2 separate regions of the Homo sapiens genome follow, and region 2 is linked to region 1. The links are chromatin contacts, found by Hi-C or POLR2A ChIA-PET in ENCODE. All regions are on one chromosome and are shown on one strand. The core of a region is the stretch at or near the end of the contact, and the rest is flanking DNA. Distances in the headings are between cores, read along the strand shown.

Region 1 (4,490 bases), core at 99-2,598:
AGAAGACAGTGGGGAACCATCAGATATTTTTCAGCATGCAAGCGACGTGACCAGAGCTGTGTTCATCTTGTTAAAAAAAAACAAAAACAAAAACAAAAAACCACTTCAGCTAGATTAAATGTAAAAGTTTAATTGAGCAATGAACAATTCGCTAATCAGGCAGAACAATTCGCTAATCAGGCAGAACAATTCGCGAATCGGGCAGCCTTCCGAGCCAGAGTAGGTTCAGAGACTCCAGTGCAGTCATGTGATGGAAGAAGATTTATGGACAGAAAAAGGAAAGTGACTTACGGAAGATGGAAGTGAGGTGCAGAAACAGCTGGATTGGTCACAGCTTGGTGTTTGCCTTATTTGAAGTTGGTTCGAGCAGTTGACCACATTTGATTGGCCAAAACTCAGTGATTGGCACAAGGGTAGGCTACAGTCTGTTTACACCTCCACTTCTTACAGTTCATGATGTACAGAGAAACCTTTAGGCCAAACTTAAAATATCTAAGGAGGCAGCTTTAGGCTAAACTTGATTTAATAATCTCAACATACCTTCTTTTAGAAAATTTCATAATTCTTCCTAGTTAGAACTCACCAAACTGCTCAGAGCCCTCCCATGAGGTGCTGGTTTCTAGCCTAGGAGAAGCGCCCAGGCTCCAGCAGATTGTGGTAGGGCTGTTGTGATTGACATTTGCGAATACCAGAGGAGGCCAGCCAGCATGCCTTCCAGGCATAAGTCACCCTTATGCCCATTTCTGGAGCATTCTTGAAAAATTATTTTTCAAAAACTCACCCAAGAGATGGGAATTAACACAAGTCCTTTCCCAGTGGAACTATGATTGTTTTCTTCTCCTTTTCTATTCTCCAGATTTCTACTAGGCACAGTACAGGCCCCCATTTCCTTATCCACAATACCAAAATCCAAATAGCCATGAAAAACAAAAATTGGTTTGGTTTGGTTTTGATCCTCCAGAACTCACTTGGAAGCAAAATGACCTGCACAGATGTGAGGCTATTTATAGTCTTTATTGATTCACTTGGTGTGAATATTCATATTTTGCTGCAGAAATACTAACGTGTTTGATTACAGGGTGCTGCCCCAGACCCTGCTGGGGGTGATATGTAATTAAGTAGCATATGCATCACATTACCTTTCTAAAATTAAATTAGAAACAAAAGCTTGTATTCCAAAACCAGTCAGCCCCCAGGGCTTTTAGATAAGGAACCGTGGGCCTGTATTACATTTGTAAAGAAGGTAACATTTCATCTTACTTTAAAAACCAGACATCCGCCTATGCAAGGGGGTGGGCCCCCAGCAGTACAGGACAGCCCTGCCCTGTTTCTCTGGTCACCTGGCTCTCCCATGCTCCGCTGTGGCTATTTTAAACCCTTCCAATCCTTCACACCCTCTGACCTTCCTTCCGGCATACTCATCCCCAGCAGATGATTTTGCCTCCTGCTTTACAGGGAAAACAGAAGCTGCCAAGAAACTCCCTCAGATGACAGAGACAGAAACCGACCATAAAACCTGCCTGCAGCTGCCCCATCCTGTCCTCCCTCCCTCCTCTCTCAAATGAGCAGCCCAAGGGTGGTCCTATGGAGGACAGCTTCCCACCCCATCCCGATCCCTACCCTCCAGCTTTTCAAGACACTCCATTGAAAACAAAAACAAAAAAGAAATCAAGACAACATATAAAAATGCAACCCTTTGTTGATTTCATAGCCTTCTCCGGATACTGCCCTTCTCCTGATCCGAGGCTTGCTTCTCCGAGGACCTGCTTACCCACATTGCCTCCATTTCCTCCCCTCTGCCTCTCTCTTTTCTTCACTTCCCCTGGCTTCTTGCCAGGGAGCAACTCCGAGGAAGCCTCTGAAGCCCCCTGTGGCCTCCTGCGTGGACTCCCTCAGGGTCTTTCACTGGCAGCACTGACCCTTCCTCCTCCAGGCTCTGGGTTTTCCTCTTGCCTCTGCTGCTTCTCCTTCTCTGACTCCCTTTCAGGAGACTCTCCCTCTTCCCTGCATTCAGTGTTGGAGATAGGAGCAGGCTTTTGCTTCTTATCCCTCTGTAACTACAGCCACAGCCTCAGCTCCTGCCAGCACACCTGCTACTCAGAAAGTCTATCTCCAGCTTGTCTCTCTCTGGCTCCAGGCTCATCTGTCCAGCGGACCACTTGGCATTTCATTTTAGATGTCTTAAAGACACATTCAGCTCAACCTTTGTAGAACTAATGTCCTGATCCTCCCTGCCCAACACCATCAACCTGTTCCTCTCCCACTGTCCCCATCTCCACCTGCTCAGGTATGCAGGCCAGAGACATGGCCCTCACCTCGGCCTCTCCCTCTCCAGCATCTCCCATCTCCAGTCCATCCCGAAGGTCTCCTTGGTTTGTCCTGCGAAGATCTCTCCATTGGCACCACCCAGCCCCTTAGCAAAGCCACTGTCCCCTCCAGCCTGGACCCCAGAAGCCGCTTCCTCGAAGGTCTGCTGAATCCACTTATTTCTTTTGGAAATGCACATGATTGTGTCCCCACTTCTTTAAACCCCTCGGTGGCTTCTTGGGTTAGGTGCTTTCTTAGGGTGAAGACAGGATCTGTACAGGCCTTTGATCTAACTTCTCTCCTCTCCCAGCCCTACCTGTGCCACCCCCACCTCGTCCTCACTGCTTCAGCCACCCTGGCACCTTCCATTCCCTTTTACACACCATCCTCTGTCCTATCTCAGGACCTCTGTCCATGCTTCTTCCCGAATGTTCTTCCCTCCCCTTGTGGCCTCGCTTTCATCAGCTTTCAAATGTCAGCTTGAGGACCCCTTCTTCTGGGAAGCCTTGCCTGGCCTCCCAACTTGTTCAGATCCCCTTCTTATGGGCTCTCCAAGCACTGGGTGCCCAGCCTTCACAGCCCTTGTCACATTTGCAATTTAGCATTTGTTCGTGGGATCATTTGACCAATGTGTCTCTCTCCAACTAGAATGTAAACTTGGAGAGCCTGATTGCTTCTATTCCCCATGGCCTCTGCATCGCCTAGCACCAGGCCTGGCCCACAGCAGGTGCTCAGAGATTGATGGATGAGTGGCTACATGTCATTGCCACAGGGAGGCCTTGACACCTTATACCTAATAAGTACACAGGGGTGGGCTGGGGAGAGGGTCTCCTCATAGATGCCAAGGGGCCCTTAGATCCTTAAGGCCTGGGTTCTGGGCTTTCTTGGTGGACTAAAGATGGTTTTACTTATTTTGTGCTGGATGGGGGACCTTAATCTCCCCTGGAGTACACATGCTGTCTGACCAGGCAGTCCTCCTGGGTCTCCATTTGTGCCCAGGCCCTGAAGCTCAAAGGCTCGACTACCATCCCCCACCTCTTTCCCCTCAGCATGGGGGTGCCGCCCTCAGCCTCACTGCTCTGCCAGCGCTCTGAGCTTGCCAACATCTCAGCTGTTGGAGTGCTGCCAGGAGTTGAGACATGCCTAGGAAGCTGCTGAGATGATGGCAGGTGGGCCCTGTGTCCTGGATGTTATTTAGGGCTGTGATATTAAAGACAGCTAAAGTCCAGACGGACCCTAGAGTCCAACACCTCACTGTTCAGGTGAGGACTTACCCACAGGTACTCAGAAGGGGCAGCCGGGCCAGGACCCACACAGGGCTTGTCACCACAGGGAAGTGAACTCTCTGAATTGGCTCCTTGCCTCCTTAGTCTGTCTGGAGTGAGGTCACTTAGGTTCACCTCAGCAGCAAAGGTCACAGGGGAAAATGCTTTAAAGAGTATAGGTGATAGAAAAACTGAGTCAGGAGTTGGTGCTGGGGCCGGGGGCGGGGGCCTGGCCCAGAATATCTATATTTTAGTTATCACTCTGCCCCGACTAACCAGCTCCATTACCTTGAGCAAGTCATTTCATCTTTGGGGTCTCAGTTTACCCTTTAAAAACATGAATAGTAATCCTTGCTTCCTGCACCCCCGCAAAACACAAAACACCCTGTCCTGACGAGGTCAGCCTCATTCTGTTGGGATTGAGTGCCACTACGTACAGGCATTACTTGTTGCTATACATTTGATCCTCACGTTCACTCCGAGACTCTATTACTATTCCCTTTTCTTCAGATGAGTAATCTGAAGCTCATAACACAGTCAGTGCCACTTACCAAAAGCTTCATAGCCATTTAAAGATGGGAGTCAGGATTTGGATCTGGATCTGTCTGAGACTCTAAAGCTCTGTGCTGGGTCCAAGGCTTGGTCCCTGCCCCAAGGAACAAACAATAAAAGGAAAATAGGTTGGAAAGGGGCTTTGGAAATTGCTCCATGCCATCCCAATGCTGTTGCAGTTCGGGCTCCTGTCAGGTGTGAGGGCAGATGGAAGCTTAGGCGGAGGCCCTTTCTCCAGGAATTGTCTAGGTTCTGTGCTTCAGGTTGGGTGATGGTGGGGAAAAGCAGGCGGTTTGGGTTTTTTTTCCTTTCATGAGGTAGAGGAGTTTGAGGTGGAGAAGGCGTCAGGGAGATTCTGGTATTCTC
Region 2 (4,206 bases), core at 557-3,056, 42 kb after region 1:
GGCTGTCTCCACTGGCATCGCGTTACAGCTTGCCCTACCCTCTGAAAAAGTTCCTGCTCACCCCCTTCCACCCCCTCACCGGCCCACCCCCTGGTCACTCTGCCCCTTAGCTGCACCTTCCCCTCTGGGCACACGCGCACAAACAGGCACCCTTCCATGCCCTCAGCGCTCACTCCCCAGGGCCCACGCGGGCAGCAGGAGGGAGCAGGGGGGAGCAGTCAGGACAGAGGAGAACTTAGGCCCCCGAGCCTGCCCTCCATAGCTCCAAGCTTCCCAAAAGGTTCAGCTCTGGAACCGGAGAGCAAAGGGGAAAGCAATCCCAGAGCTTCTCCCCATATTGGCCTCTTCCTGGGCTGTAGGTGCACACCCCGGACCTGTCTTTCGGCCTTGCCTTCCTCTCGGGGTCCCACCAGGGCCAGTCTCAGCCACCAGGCGTTTATGTGTGCACAGAGCGCCTGGGGCCAGTCAGCCTTGTTGGGGAGCCACGCCTATGTTAATATCTTTAATCACTGTGAATGTATTTCCATTCCTCATAGCCTTTAACCAGTAGCCGAACAGCCTGTCTGTCTGTCTGTCTGTCCACCCCACACCCAGACCAGCAAGGAACAAGGCTGTTATGTCGGGCATCTCTGCTGGTGTAAAGGTGGTTTGACTCCTTGGAAGAGCAGTGCCTATGGGCAGTGCTGCCCTGGGAGAAGAGGCCTGATGTTTTCTATCCCTGGCTTGGGGCGCAGGTAGGGGTCCCTAGCGTTGTAGCTTCAGGCTTGGTGCAGGCCGTGGGCGGGCTGCCTAGGCGAGGGAGGCCCTTCCCTCAGGAAGCCTCTGCCCAGATTCAGTGGTGACTCCCACTGGCGGCACCTGGTGTCCCTTCTGCGCCCCGAGCTGCAGCATCGCTCTCCACGCTGCTTCCTCTGCTTCTGCGACAGTTCTTCTTCCCTCTCCCTCTCCCTCAAACTCCCAGCCCTGCCTCTGAGTCACCTGCCATTCCCACCCAGCCTCTGCGCTCTGTATTCCTGCCAGAACCGGAGACTCATCTAATTTCTATAATTAAGTGTATTCATTTACCTAACGAGCCCAGGAGCACAACAGGTTTGTGAGTCACTGGGTGAGCAGGGGTACACCTTGCGCAGGGGCAGCTGAGGGGAAGTGTGGGGACAGAAGCCATCTTGCCCCCACCTGCTCCTGCCGCTCCCGGGAAGGGGGCCCTCCACAGCCTGAGGAACAAGGTTGCCTCAGCCAAGACGTTTCCTCTTTCACCTGATGGGAATTAGACCTGACAGCAGAGCCGTGCGCCTGGCAATTTTTAGAGTCAGATTATGCAATTTTGCGGAGAGAATGACTAAGTAAGGTCCAGATCTGCTCCTTCCATGGTCAGCAAAGATAGGATGGCAGGGCAGCGTCGGGGCTGGGCAGAGGCTGGGAAATCTGAGGCTCCCCAAAAGGCGGACTGGGCAGAGCAAATTATTGCATGGGGTTGGGGGTGTTGTGTAAAGCCTGTGCCCGGAGTGTCCCCATCTCGGCACCTCCCTCAGTCTTGGGCAGACACAGAAATGTCCTTCTGGAAAGGTCTGTTCAGAGTGGGCACTGGGATACCCCCACCCTGCAGTGGTTTGTGGGGCCTGCCTCCCACTTGCTCTCAGAATGAAGTGACCTGACCCATAAGAAGTGAGAAGAGGGGATGTGGGGGCCTCCATGCAACTGCCCTTCAGGAGGGAGCAGGCCCTTGAAGTGACAGGGATGGGGAAGCCTGTGGAACAGGATGGAGATGCGAGGGCCCCTCCCCCAACAGCGAGAGGACTCCCTGGCATGGAGGGCCTGGGCTCTGACAGGGACACAACGAGCCGGGTGTGCAGGTTCACAGGGATGCCACCACTGTTTTCTCCTCTGACTTGCCTTTCTGGTTCAGGGAACCGAGGCCGCTATTTCTGTGGCAGCCCTCAAGTTGTCAGGAGCCCAAGTTTCCACGGCACCCACCGCCTCCTTCCCTCTCTTCCCTCCCACAGGGCTGGGTCTGGCTCATGGCACCCCTACGGTGGGCACAGATGTCCCTGGGCGACAAGATGCAGCATTGCCAGGCTGGAGCCCTAATGCCTCGGGGAGCTGGCTCCCACACATCCCTCCTGGCTCTCTGGCTTCATCTGGGAGAGATAGAACCCAGATAGCAGGAGGGCTGAGTAGACTGTCTGCCCTTACAACCTCTCAGCACCTCTGGGCCTGCCCAGGGCCCTGGGAAAGGGCAGGGTGAGCCCAGGCATTTGCAGAACCCCTGCATACCAGGCACTGCCACAGGAAGTGGCTGCCTGTACAGGCGTCAGGCTCACCCAGGCCTTGAGCCTCCCTCCTTGAGAGAAGGCTCTCTCCCACCCACCATCTGAGAGTAGAGTTTGTTTTCCTTGGGCTAGACTTGGACCTGCACCCACTACTTTGTTGTCAGATGCCTTTCCCCTGCAGCTGGAGCTCAGCCCCTTCCCACAGAACTGGGAGGCAGTCTGGGTAGGAGTTCACAACCTCGCCTTCCAGTCTGTAGCAGGGTTACTGGCAACCTAGAGACCAATTTTCAGGGCTTCTGAGAGGTAGAACCAGAAGGAAGGGCACTGCAACCTAGAAGCTGGCTGACAGGAGCCAGAGGGGAGGCCATGGACTGGCTGCAGGGCCCAGGCTGCCCTTTCACAGAGCTTCCTGGGAGAGGAGGGCCTGCTCTGCTCTGGCCAGCGTCACCCTCTGAAATCCCTGCCCCACCCCTGGTGGGTCAAATAGGTAAGAATCCAGGATGAGATTCCTAGGAAGACCCCTCCCCAACTCTCAGAGGTCCCTGAGGATGGAGAGTCCATGGAAGCCAGTGGAAAAGCAATCTAAGGCCATTATCTCAGTATGGGCTGCTCTGCTCCCTGGCTTCTGGGACACTTGACAGCCTTGCTGTGACTCCTTCTGTCTCATCCTAGACCCATCCTAGACCCCTCAGTAGCCCAGGCATTCTCACCGGTGCATCTTAGGGCCTAATTGCCTACTGGGAGCCCAGAGGCACTTCCCTGTCCCCTAATGAGTGGGGATCAGTGGCAGGTGTTGCTTAAGTTACGCAGACAGGAGTACAGGGCAAGACCACAGCTCTGTCTGCGTGTCCTCAGAAATGGGGCTCTGAAGAACCCTGAATTCCTCTGATTTCAAGGATAGTACTCAGAGGCCCAGAACACTTGTAGGCAAAGGGGCAGTGTTTAAGGAGGTGGCTGGGGCATACAGTCTTAAGAAGATGGAAACAGCATCACCCCAAGATGAGGACACCCCTTCCCTAGAAAGGTGATGGAGGCACCCCGAAGCCCAGGATGGAAGCTGTGAGGTCTGGATGCCACATCTGCACTCCACCTTGACAGGAGGCCTAGCCCTAGACCTCAGACCCGAGAGCTGCAGGGGTTGTCCCAGCGGGTCTGGAACTCCCACCTCCACTGTTGACCCAGATCTGCAGCTGGGACAGCAGTACTCCTACCTGCCCTACCTGTGCTCCCACTGGTAAGGTAGGGGAAGGAAAGGCCCAGGTGGTAGACATCCCAGGCTGAGGGTGGGATCCCAAAAGGGCTCTCTGAGGGGTTGGGTTTCTCAATAAGGTACTATTTCCTGACCTTCTCTCCTGAGACAGGCACATTCGTCCTCCGTGACCTTCCCCTTCAGCATTCACCTGAGGCTGCATGCCCTCCAACTGCTGGGACTCTGTTCCTGCCACATTGAGGAAGGGGGCTGGGCACGACATGGCATCATACTCAGGAGCCTTCTTCACCAGCTCCTTGGGACAATGGAATATCCCAGGGTGGTGACAGCAGATGGAGCTACTTGGGGGAGAGCTCAAGTTGGTCAGGCAACAGCTGGGGTGATGGCCTGTGAGCCACAGGCCACATCAGGAACTTTCCCCACTGCCTCCATGCAAGGCTGCAGAGCTATGGTCCCTTTCTCCACTGCACTGGAGCTTTGAAGACCTAAGAGGCTAGTGGTTCCTGGAGCTAGTGGTTACCTGAACAGGTATGGCGATGAGCTACAACATCACCTGAGTCACCAGAGTTGGGTTGGCAGAGGGGTGAAGGGTTCACCCCATTCCCTGACCCATCCATGCTCTTCCTGGCCTTTTAGCCCTGGGTTCCTCATGCCTTCCAGCTCTGCTCCTGGTCTACTCCTTAGCCCACACCCTGTGGGTCAGCAGCTGGCTTCCTTCTAACGTCT

The links. A loop is a pair of places that touch in the nucleus more often than their neighbours do. ChIA-PET counts read pairs that join two places held with the same protein, here RNA polymerase II (POLR2A). Pooled maps may share reads with other maps.
Region 2: a pooled map shows a loop between it and region 1 (5-fold over the local background). The contact joins two enhancer-like sites. A Hi-C loop is called at or near these places in 2 of 168 maps with a recorded cell type or tissue (CD14-positive monocyte and posterior vena cava) and 1 of 50 pooled maps. POLR2A ChIA-PET finds 5 or more read pairs at or near these places in 1 of 52 experiments (K562).

What each region holds. Positions count from the first base shown.
Region 1 is chr1:110,187,048-110,191,537 of GRCh38, forward strand. All of the region lies in intron 6 of SLC6A17 (solute carrier family 6 member 17), which reads left to right. Among named protein-coding and RNA genes, the nearest start is that of SLC6A17-AS1, 20 kb to the left of the region's middle. Within about 2 kb of position 1,349, at least 5 of the 41 ENCODE cell types and tissues checked have a DNase peak (open chromatin) inside an H3K27ac peak, as active enhancers do.
Region 2 is chr1:110,228,590-110,232,795 of GRCh38, forward strand. All of the region lies in intron 3 of KCNC4 (potassium voltage-gated channel subfamily C member 4), which reads left to right. Among named protein-coding and RNA genes, the nearest start is that of KCNC4, 20 kb to the left of the region's middle. Within about 2 kb of position 1,807, at least 3 of the 41 ENCODE cell types and tissues checked have a DNase peak (open chromatin) inside an H3K27ac peak, as active enhancers do.